2 separate regions of the Homo sapiens genome follow, and region 2 is linked to region 1. A link is an interaction called in ENCODE POLR2A ChIA-PET data of the cell type or tissue named here. Cell type or tissue: PC-3. All regions are shown on one strand. Each heading gives the region's core, and the rest is flanking DNA. Links, peaks and the distances in the headings are about the cores only. Region 1 has its middle 29 kb from the start of EIF4G3. Region 2 has its middle 31 kb from the start of ECE1-AS1.

Region 1 (5,308 bases), core at 309-5,308:
TCCTGGCCAAAAATTAGCTGGGTGTGGTGATGCACACCTGTATTCCCAGCTACTTGGGAGGCTGAGGCAGGAGAATCACTTGAACCTGGGAGGTGGAGGTTGCAGTGAGCTGAGATTGCACCACTGCACTCCAGCCTGGCGACAGAGAGATGCTCCATCTCAAAAAAAAAAAAAAAATTCTGATTACCCTGAAAGATAATTGACAATCTAAAGCAAAAATAACAGCAATGTGGGCTGGACTCAGTGGTTCATGCCTGTAATACTAGCACTTTGGGAGGCCAAGGAAAGAGAATCACGTAAGCTCAGGACCAGCCTGGGCAACACAGTGAGACCCTGTCTCTACAAAAAAAAAAATTAAAAATTAGCTGGATGTGCGGTGGTGCCTACCTGTGGTCCTAGCTGCTCAGGAGGCTGAAGTGTCAGTGAGCTATGATCGTGGCACTACACTCCAGCCTGGGTGACAGTGCGAAACCGGGTCTCAAAATAATAATAATAATAACAATGTATTGTTGATTTATAGATGTGGAAAAATACGAGCAGGGTGGAGATATAGGGGAGATATTGGTCAAAGAACAGAAAATTTTAGTTAGTAGGAGTAATTTCAAGAGGTTTTTTTTTTTTGTACATCATGGTGACTATAGTTAACAACAATATATTGTATACTTAAAAATTGCTAAGAGAGTAGATTTTTAAAGTTCTCACCACAAATAAAATGGTGTGAGAGGTAATGCATATGTTAATTAATCTGATGTAGCAGTTTCACAATGTATACACATATCAAAACATCATGTTGGGCTGGGCGCGGTGGCTCATGCCTGTAATCCCAGCACTTTGGGAGGCCAAGGCGTGTGGATCACCTGAGGTCAGGAGTTCGAGACCAGCCTGGCCAACATGGTGAAACCCTGTCTCTACTAAAATTACAAAAATTAGCCGGGCCTGGTGGTAGGCACCTGTAATCCCAGCTACTAGGATGCTGAGGTAGGAGAATCGCTTGAACCTGGGAGGTGGAGGTTGCAGTGAGCCGAGATCGCGCCATTGCACTCCAGCCTGTGGGACAAGAGTGAGACTTCGTCTCAAACAACAACAACAACAACAACAAAAAACCCCACCAACAACAAAAAAACACATCATGTTGTACACCATAAATGTATACAATTTTTGGCCTGGTGTGGTGGCTCATGTCTGAAATCACAGCTCTTTGAGAGGCCGAGGCAGGAGGATCCCTTTAGCCCAGGAATTTGAGACCAGCCTGGGCAACATGGCAAAACCCCTCTCTACTAGAAACACAAAATTAGCCAGGCATGGTGGCACACACCTGTAGTCCCAGCTACTCGGGAGGCTGAGGTGGGAGGAATACCTGAACCTGGGAGGCAAAAGTTGCAATGAGCCAAAAGCGTGCCACTGCCCTCCAACCTGGGTGACAGAGTGAGACTCTATCTCTAAATAAATAAATAAATAATAAATATATGACAATAATACACAAAAGATGAAAGAGATGAATTGTGAATATTCTTTTTTTTTTTTTTTTGAGATGGAGTTTTGCTCTGTCACCCAGGCTAGAGTGCAGTGGCACAATCTCAGCTCACTGCAACCTCTGCCTCCTGGATTCAAGTGATTCTCCTGCCTCAGCCTCCCAAGTAGCTGGGATTACAGGCATCTGCCACCGCCCCAGCTAGTTTTTGTATTTTTTAGTAGAGACGGGGTTTCACCATGTTGGCCAGGCTGGTATCGAACGCTTGACCTCAGGTGACCCACCCACCTTGGTCTCCCAAAGTGCTGGGATTACACGCATGATCCACCATGCCCGGCCAAGAAGAATCATCTTTTATGACACATGAAAATCATATGGAATTCAGATTTCAGTGTCCATAAGGAAAATGTCATTGGAACGTGCTGTCTCATTTGTGTATTGCCTATGGCTGCTTTTGTCCTCCAACAGCAGAACCTGGTAATTGTGACAGAGACAGAATAGTCTGCCAAGCCTAAGATATTTACTATCTGGCCATCTACAGAGAAAATGTTTGCCAACCAGTGCACTATGGGTCCACTAAGCAGAGATTCTGGAATCAGTGTTTTTGCTCAAGGGGTTAAAGGGCCTTCACAGGCTGGGCGCAATGGCTCATGCCTGTAATCCCAGCACTTTGGGAGGCCGAGGTGGGTGGATCATCTGAGGTAAGGAGTTCGAGACCAGCCTGGCCAACATGGTGAAAACCCATCTCTATTAATAATACAAAAATTAGCTGGGCATTGTGGCACATGTCTGTAATCCCAGCTACTCGGAAGGCTGAGGCAGGAGAATAGCTTGAACCCGGGAGGTGGAGGCTGCAATGAGCCAAGATTGTGCCATTGCACTCCAGCCTGGGTGACAAGAGTGAAAATAATCTCAAAAAAAAAAAAAAAAAAAAGGCCCTTGCAGGTTGGTTGGTTGGTTGGTTGGTTGTATGAAATGTGGACCCGAAGGTAAATGAGTAAATGAAGCTGAAATACCAGAATTGCCCTGCTATCCTGCAAAGAGAAGGATCCAAAGGCTTAGGGGGGTTGGAATGCAGAGTGCATTCTTCTTGGAAGACCTATTTACCCACTGTGGGAGGATCCAGAGGACACACCTTTCACCACTGTGGTGAATACATTTCTGAGAGGAGCTTCAGCATCCTTGAAGAGCTCTGTGGTCTTTTTCTCTTTTAGTTAGAAATTACGGTGGGGGCCGGGCGAGGTGGCTCACGCCTGTAATCCTAGCACTTTGGGAGGCCGAGGCGGGCAGATCACCTGAGGCCAGTAGTTCGAGACCAGCCTAGCCAGCATGGTGAAATCCCATCTCTACTAAAAAAAAAATACAAAAATTAGCCGGGCGTGGTGGCATGCACCTGTAGTCCCAGCTACTTGGGAGGCTGAGGCAGAAGAATGGCTTGAACCTGGGAGGCAGAGGTTGCAGTGAGCCGAGATCCTGCCACTGTACTTTAGTCTGGGCGACAGAGTGAGACTCCATCTCAAAAAAAAAAAAAAAAGAAAGAAAGAAATTACAGTGGGAATTGCTATAATTTCCCATTGAACTGGGATCCCTAAATACAATGTGGATAATGAGATCCTGGGATAGCAGGGGTCAAGTGGCAGTACTTACTTGCCAAAACCACAGTGCACAGGTACTGTAATGAACACAGAGCCAAAGTAGTAACCAGAATGATCTGACTCACAGAGACCTATGCATGCATTGGCTAGTTGATCACGGCATCCCTTGAAAAGAAGAATATGAGTAATCTATTAAAGTCTTTTTTTTTTTTTTTTCCAGATAGGGTCTCGCTCTGTCACCCAGGCTGGAGTGCAGAATCATGGCTCACTGCTGCCTTGACCTCCTGGGGTCAAGTGATCCTGGTGATTCCCATCACATCCCCATTCAACTTACCTATTTGGCCTGTGCAGAAAACAGATGAATCTTGGAGATTCATCTGTGACAGTGGATTATCGTAAACTTAATCAGACAGTAACTCAATTGCACGGCTGTTTCAGATATGGTTTAATTGCTTGAGCAAATTGGCATGTTCCCTGATACCTGGTATGCAGCTACTGACTTGGCAAATGCCTTTTGCTCCATCCCTGTCCATAAAGACCACCAGAAGCAGTTTGCTTTCAGCAACACCTTCACTGTCCTATCTCAGGGACATATCAACTCTCCAGTTATGTTTTTTTTTTTAAGATGGAGTCTCAGCCGGGCACCATGGCTCATGCCTATAATCCCAGGACTTTGGGAGGCTGAGGCGGGTGGATCACGAGGTCAGGAGATTGAGACCATCCTGGCTAACACGGTATGTATATATACATATACGTATATGTATATATACACATATATATACATACACACACACAAGCACACACACATATATATGTGTGTGTGTGTATATATATATGTATATATATATTTAGAGAGTTTCACTCTTGTTGCCCAGGCTGGAGTGCAATGGCACCGTCTCGGCTCACTGCAACCTCTGCCTCGCGGGTTCAAGCAATTCTCCTGTCTCAACCTCCCAAGTAGCTAGGATTACAAGCATGCACCACCACGCCTGGCTAATTTTGTATTTTTAGTAGAGACGAGGTTTCTCCATGTTGGTCAGGCTGGTCTCGAACTCCAGGCCTCTGGTGATCTGCCCGTCTCGGCCTCCCAAAGTGCTGGGATTACAGGTGTGAGCCACTGCGCCCAGCCACTAATTTTTTTTTTTTTTTTTTTTTGAGACAGAGTTTTGCTCTTGTTGCCCAGGCTGAAGTGCAATGGCACAATCTCGGCTCATTGCAACCTCCACCTCCTGGATTTAAGTGATTCTCCTGCCTCAGCCTAGCTGGGATTACAGGTATGTGCCACTATGCCCAGCTAATTTTGTAATTTTAGTAGAGATGGAGTTTCTCCATGTTGGTCAGGTTAGTCTCGAACTCCTGACCTCAGGTGATCCACCCGCCTCGGCCTCCCAAAGTGCTGGGATTACAGGCATGCGCCATCGCGCCTAGCCCCCGGCCACTAATTTTTATATATATTTTGTAGAGCCAGGGTCTTACTTTATTTATCAGGCTGGTCTCAAACTCCTGGCCTCAACTGATCCTCCCGCCTTGGCCTCCCAAAGTGTTGGGGGCTACAGGCAGGCATGAGCCACTGCACATGTCCTATTAAATTCTTACTTGAGCTGAATAAGCAGAAGAGTTATGGAATGAATGAAGTCTAATTTGAATCACCAAAACAGAGAAACATGGCCTCTCAACCAGTTTCTACACTTGACTTAGAGACCAGAATCCCTTGAATGAAAGGGAGGACAGATGCTCTAAGAAAGATCTACTACATTGCCAAAAACATATACCTTTAGTCTTTCTCCCAGTCTTCCCCAAGGGACCTGTGGCTATTTACCAGGGTGACTGCATATTGGGGAAAAGGAAGTAGTAAGACTTTCCAGGGATTATTGGACACTGGCTCTGAATTGACACTTTTTTCTGGAGACCCAAAATGTCACTGTGGTCCATCATCACAGTAAAGGTTTATGGAGGTCAGGTGATTGATGGGGTTTTAGCTCAGGTCCTACTTATGGTGGGCCCAGTGGATGCTCAGATCAATTCTGTGGCTATTTCCCCAGCTCTGGAATGCATAATTGGAATAGACATACTCAGCAACTGGCAGAATCCCTGCATTGGTTCCCTGACCTGTGGTGTAAGGGATATTATGGTAGGAAAGGCTAAATGGAAGCCACTAGAACTGCCTCTACTCGCAAAATTAGTAAACCAAAACCACTCTGCATTCGCAGAGACTTCAGAGATGAGTACTCCATCACGGACT
Region 2 (5,351 bases), core at 352-5,351, 120 kb after region 1:
CACTGGGAGGAGCAGCCCTGGGGCCCCCAGCAGCCATGTCCTGGAAGAGGGTCTGTTGGGGACCTAGGCCTGACCACAGGAAAGACAATTTCCAGTGCAGTGGCCCATGGGTGCCTTCACAAGTAATCAATATGGAATGAGCACCTACGGTGTGTTGGGCCAGGCACCAGGCTTGTCATGCACTTATTATCTTTCTCCATTCTTTCTGCAGTCCTGTCACACAGGATTGATTGATTGATTGATTGATTGAGATGGAGTCTCGCTCTGTTGCCCAGGCTGGAGTGTAATGGCGCAATCTCGGCTCACTGCAACCTCTGCCTCCCGGGTTCAAGCGATTCTCCTGCCTCAGTCTCCGAAGTAGCTGGAATTAGAGGCACGTGCCACCACACCCGGCTAATTTTTGTATTTTTAGTAGAGACAGGGTTTTACCATGTTGGCCAGGCTGATCTCGAACTCCTGACCTCAAGTGATCCACCCACCTTGGCCTCCCAAAGTGCTGGGATTACAGGCATGAGCCACCGTGCCCACCCTATTTTCATTTTAGAGAAGGAGAAACTGAGGCTGAGAGAGGGAAGAATGCTTCCTCAGGATCTAAGACCGCTTGGAAGGGGCCAGTTGGTGTGATTCCCAGGTCCGAATGAAACAGAGCTGCGTCCCCGGCCACCCTTTGGTCTGGTCTTGTCTCCCTCCTCCTCTGCCTGAAGCTCCCTCACTGCTGCCCCACCTGGCTCATGTCAGGAGCTGGAACAACTTCTGAAGTCAGCATTATATGCCCCTTTTACAGATGAAGAAACAGGGGCTCAGAAAGAAGTGGCAAGGCGGCTTCTCAGTGAGATGGAGTGGGGATGGGGGTGTGGATAAAACCAGGAGACCCCACACCCCACCTGAGCCCGGAGTGCAGCTCCCTCCCTAACGGCTGGGGACAGGTCAGTGCCACCCACCTCTAGCAAATGCTTCCATTCCCACAACCATGGGCACCTTGTGGAGGACTTGGTAGCCCTTAGCCCAGCAGACGCCCAGGCAGCCTGGCTGCACAGTTGCCATGGAAACACCAGTGGGTTCTTTGGGGGCAGGAGAGCAACCAGCCCTTCTCACCTGGCCAGTGCAAGGCGCAGGCTGAGGCACAGGTTGGGGCTGTGCCAGGCCCCCCACATGTGTCACACTCCAGGGCCCCAGGCCTGTGACCAAAATGGCAGTGCCACTGCTGGCATAGGGGATGGGGACACCAGTGTGGTGGCACTGTTTGGCCCTGAGGGGTTGGAAGTTGATCTAACCACCTAGCTGGGGAAAAGGACAAGAAAACCCAGCGATGGAGAGGAGAGGCACAGGAAAGGGGGCAGACAGACAAGGGCCTCTTGTCAGGAAGGACAAGAGGTTCTGATCTAGCACTCTGCTGAGAGAAAGAAACGGGGAGGCCGGGAAGGGAAGTGGGCATGGCCCCCGGAAGAGGACGCACATGGATCCGCCCTCTGCTGGAATTTGTGCATGTTTGGTGAAAACCCCTCACTGGGGCTTTGGAGGGAGGGCAGGTCCCAGGGCTCAGGGGTTGGGGTCATTTCCAAAAACAAGGCTGCTTACACTTTCCCAAAGCACCCACATGGCAGAGGAGAGTCAACCTGTGCCCTGGCAGGACTGAGGACACAGCTAAAAGCTGTGAAAAAAGCTTAAGTCTCATTTCCTTTTGAATCTCAAAAATTCATGCCAATTCTGCATTCTGCTCCAAAATAGTACCTTTTTATTTTATGATGCAAGTACCCTACTCTGATCCCCAGGGCAATCTCACACACTGGTATGAGAAGCTCAAATATAAAAATTAAGCATGAAACCTCAAGAGTGGATAAGCTGACCTTGAGGGCGTAGGTGGAGAAAGGCCCTAGCCTCCCAGAACAACACAGCTGGAACCGGCGGGGGGAGGGTTATGGATCAAAATACACAATAGCCCTGACTGCAGGCCGGATACTCTGCCAGGGGCTCACATCCATTCACTCATTCATTTTCCTCTTACCCTCTTTAAAATCGTGTGCCTACTACGTGTTAGCACTGTTCTCGACAGATATAGCAGGAAACAAAACAGACAAAATCCTTGCCTTTGGGCCAAGTGCAGTGTTCATGCCTGTAACCCCAGCACTTTGGAAGGCTGAGATGGGAGGATCACCTGAGCCTGGGAGTTCGAGACTGCAAAGAGCTGTGATTGTGCCACTGCACTCCAGCTTGGGTAACGGAGTGGCACCCCGTCCCAAAAAACTAAAAATAAAATAAAATAAAATAAAATAAAATAAAATAAGCCTTGCCTTCATGAAACTTATATGCTAGTAGGAGACAGAATAAATAAGACAAATCAAATATGCAGCATGTTAGACTGTGGGAGGGGCTAAGGGGAGCAATGAGGTAGTGAAGGGAGACAGAAAATGGGAGATGGGGGCAATTTTCTTTCTTTTTTTTTTTTTTTTGAGACATAGTTTCACTCCATTGCCCAGGCTGGAGTGCAATGGTGCAATCTCGGCTCACTGCAACCTCCACCACCCGGGTTTCAAGCTATTTTCCTGCCTCAGCCTCCTTGAGTAGCTGGGATTACAGGTATGCACCACCATGCCCGGCTAATTTTTTTGTATTTTTAGTAGAGATGGGTTTTTGCCATGTTGGTCTGGCTGACCTCAAACTCCTGACCTCAAGTGATCCACCTGCCTCAGCCTCCCAAAGTGCTGGGATTACAGGCATGAGCCACTTCACCCGGCCTGTTTTGTTTTTAAAGAGACAAGGTCTCACTCTGTTGCCCAAGCTGGAGTGCGGCCTTGACCATAGCCCATGCAGCCTCGACCATAGCTCATGCAGCCTTGACCTCCTGGGCTCAAGCGATCCTCTTGCCTCAGCCTCCCAAGTAGCTGGGACTACAGATGTGCACCACCACACCCGGGCTCATATAGCTTCTTAACTGGGTGGGCAGAGGAAGCAGGGGGCAGAGGCCCATCCCCAAGGGAGAAACCATCCATCAGTGCGGGACTGACAGGGACACTCCACCCACTCAGCCCAGTGTGCTTCTGTCCAGGGAGACTCCAACGGCTGCCACAGCTGTGGTTTACTGACTTCAGGTCTGACTGCCCTCTCCAGAGCTGCCCTAGAATCCCTTTGTCTGTGGCTGAAGTGTCCCTCAGAGCTGAGGAACAAGTTTGGAGAGGACCAGGAGGGGCTCTCCCCACCCCCGCCCCTTTCCCACATGAAGAGAAACATTTCAGGGTTGAAAAAATGACTCATTCTCCCCAGAGAGGGCTGGAGCTGAGCTGAGTCAGGCAGAAGGAGCCCGCGGGTCACTTAATCGGCCTCCCTGCTCTGGCAGAGATGGCTCTGGGCCCCAGGAAGCCAGGGACAAATGGAGGCGGAGGTGGCAGAGATAAGCAGCTAGTGGAGTGTGCCAGCCTCTCCTTCCCCAACCGAGTGTGTCACTGGGCGTCACCCAGCACTGCTCAAGTTGAACCTGATGCAGAAGAAAAATTCCTCTGGACTTTCCTGAACGAGCTTTATGGCTGACTCACTGCCACCTGGAGCCTGCAAGAAAAGTCACAAATCACGAAAGAAGGAGAAAAACAGTTCTCGTTAAGCCATGTCTTCAATGGAGGTATCAGAGGTCGCCAGGAGGAAAGCACACATGTTTTGTTGTGGGTTTCCTTCTCTAAAGAAACACGTTACACAATAGAGGGGGGTTGAGACTGGTTGCAAAACTGCAAAATCCAATTTTGTGTACTGGATTCAATTTCTTCATTAGCTGACACTAAACACAGAGACGGGGCCCTTGTGACTAGATGAACCATAAACTGGCTCCAGGACCACCAACCTGGTACCTGATGGCTTGTTTCTGCTCCCCACTCTTTCCCTCCATGCATCTTTCTCTGAGCTTCTGCTCAAGGCAGGTGCCAGGACAAGCCAGCGTCTCGAGCGGTTCCCCTTCAGCGGTGAGAAGTAACGTCACAATTAAGGGGCAAGAGGGGCCAGAGGACAGAACAGTGCCAGTTCCTCATCCAGATTGAAATTTGCTTCCAGCTGCCTGTCCCCACACCAGAAAGGGCACTCCCTGCTCCCCATGCAGGCTTCTCATCCTCTTTTGCTGGCCTCCTCCCTCCTCGCTGTCCCTGGTCTTTTTCAGCCACAAGCAAAACACACTCAGCCTTGAAGTCAGATGCTCTACAGAAGCCTGCAAAAACAGAGTCAGGAGTTGTGTGGCCTTGGCCGAGTCACCTCACCTCACCAAGCCTCAGCCTCCTCACCTATTAAATGGGGACACAATAGGACCCACTTCCTTGGAGCTGACTGAGGTATGAATTGAGTCAATGCATTCATTGCTCAGCACACAGCTTAGCTCAAAGTTAATGCTCAATAAATTGTGGTTCCCACCTCCTGCTCCACGGAGCAGACATGAAACAGGTACGAGAAGCAACGAGAAGGGGCGGCAGCAGAGCATCAACACACAGGGAGTCCTGCCTACTGTCCCGACGCCACCCAGAGGCTCAAGGGGTGCCCCGGCTGCTCTCCGAAGCTGCCGGTGGCACTTTCGCCAGCCACCTTGTTTCCAAACTTGCTGCCAGCTTCCCCTAGCGCAGTGATTTCCACAACGGAGCTCCCGGCTGTGGGAAGGGGGCTTTCTTTGACTTGTCCTAAAATGGCCTCACCTGGACCCAGTGGGGTGTGGGGACCAGGGGGCTGGGCCTGGACCTATGAGCATGTTTCCTGCCTCCTCTCAGCCCCCATCCTTCTGCCGCCCCACGTTCTCAGCCAACAATAGCTGCTTCCCAGACTCAGCTGCCACACAGCACGAGCTCCCTGAGCAAAAATACCCATGCGGGGGAGGGTGGGGAGGTACAGGAGGGGCCACAAATGGGGAGGGCTGGGAGAAGGGGTGGCAGGATCAAGCTTGTCTCTTGAGTGCCTACTGTGTGTCAAGCTGAGAAGGGTGAAGCCCCTGGGGGTTAGAGAAACCTGGGAGACCGTGGGGTGTGTGTGTCGGGGGTGCTGGTCTCTAAGACAGCAGAGCCTCCAGTCCCCAGAGAGGGATCAGACCCAGGTCCAGGGTCTAAGGGTGAAGAAGGGGTCCAGGGAGAAGAAGGTGCCTAAGCAGGAAGCAGGTCCTAGAACCTAGTGAGAAAAAAGGGGGGCCTGAACCCCAAAGAGAGATCCAAATCTTAAGGAAAATAGGGGCTCAGGTTCGAGGAGATGAGGTTCATAATAGGGGGGTTATATTTCTGGTTTCAGGAGGGGGATGGTTTGGAGCAGCGTAGGGAGGTGGGGCGAGGCCTGCAGAGCTAAGAATCCATTTAACTGAGCAGCATCTCAGAGGTCTTAGGTGCCAACTGGGGTGACAT

Evidence for each region. Peaks named below come from ENCODE experiments on the same cell type or tissue, not always from the same donor. Only the 100,000 strongest peaks of a DNase experiment are listed, where the experiment ranks them.
Region 2: POLR2A ChIA-PET joins it to region 1 with 13 read pairs; 4 of 35 experiments call an interaction of 5 or more read pairs at or near these places.

What each region holds. Positions count from the first base shown.
Region 1 is chr1:21,203,078-21,208,385 of GRCh38, forward strand. No RefSeq gene overlaps it. Among named protein-coding and RNA genes, the nearest start is that of EIF4G3, 29 kb to the left of the region's middle. In PC-3, for the core only: no CTCF peak of the experiment used is centred there; a DNase peak (open chromatin) is centred at 3,184.
Region 2 is chr1:21,321,386-21,326,736 of GRCh38, forward strand. It overlaps a transcript of ECE1 not described here. Among named protein-coding and RNA genes, the nearest start is that of ECE1-AS1, 31 kb to the left of the region's middle. RefSeq lists enhancers at 599-1,418, 2,332-2,892. In PC-3, for the core only: a CTCF peak has its summit at 721; a DNase peak (open chromatin) is centred at 3,336; H3K4me3 peaks cover 1,305 bases; H3K27ac peaks cover 4,032 bases.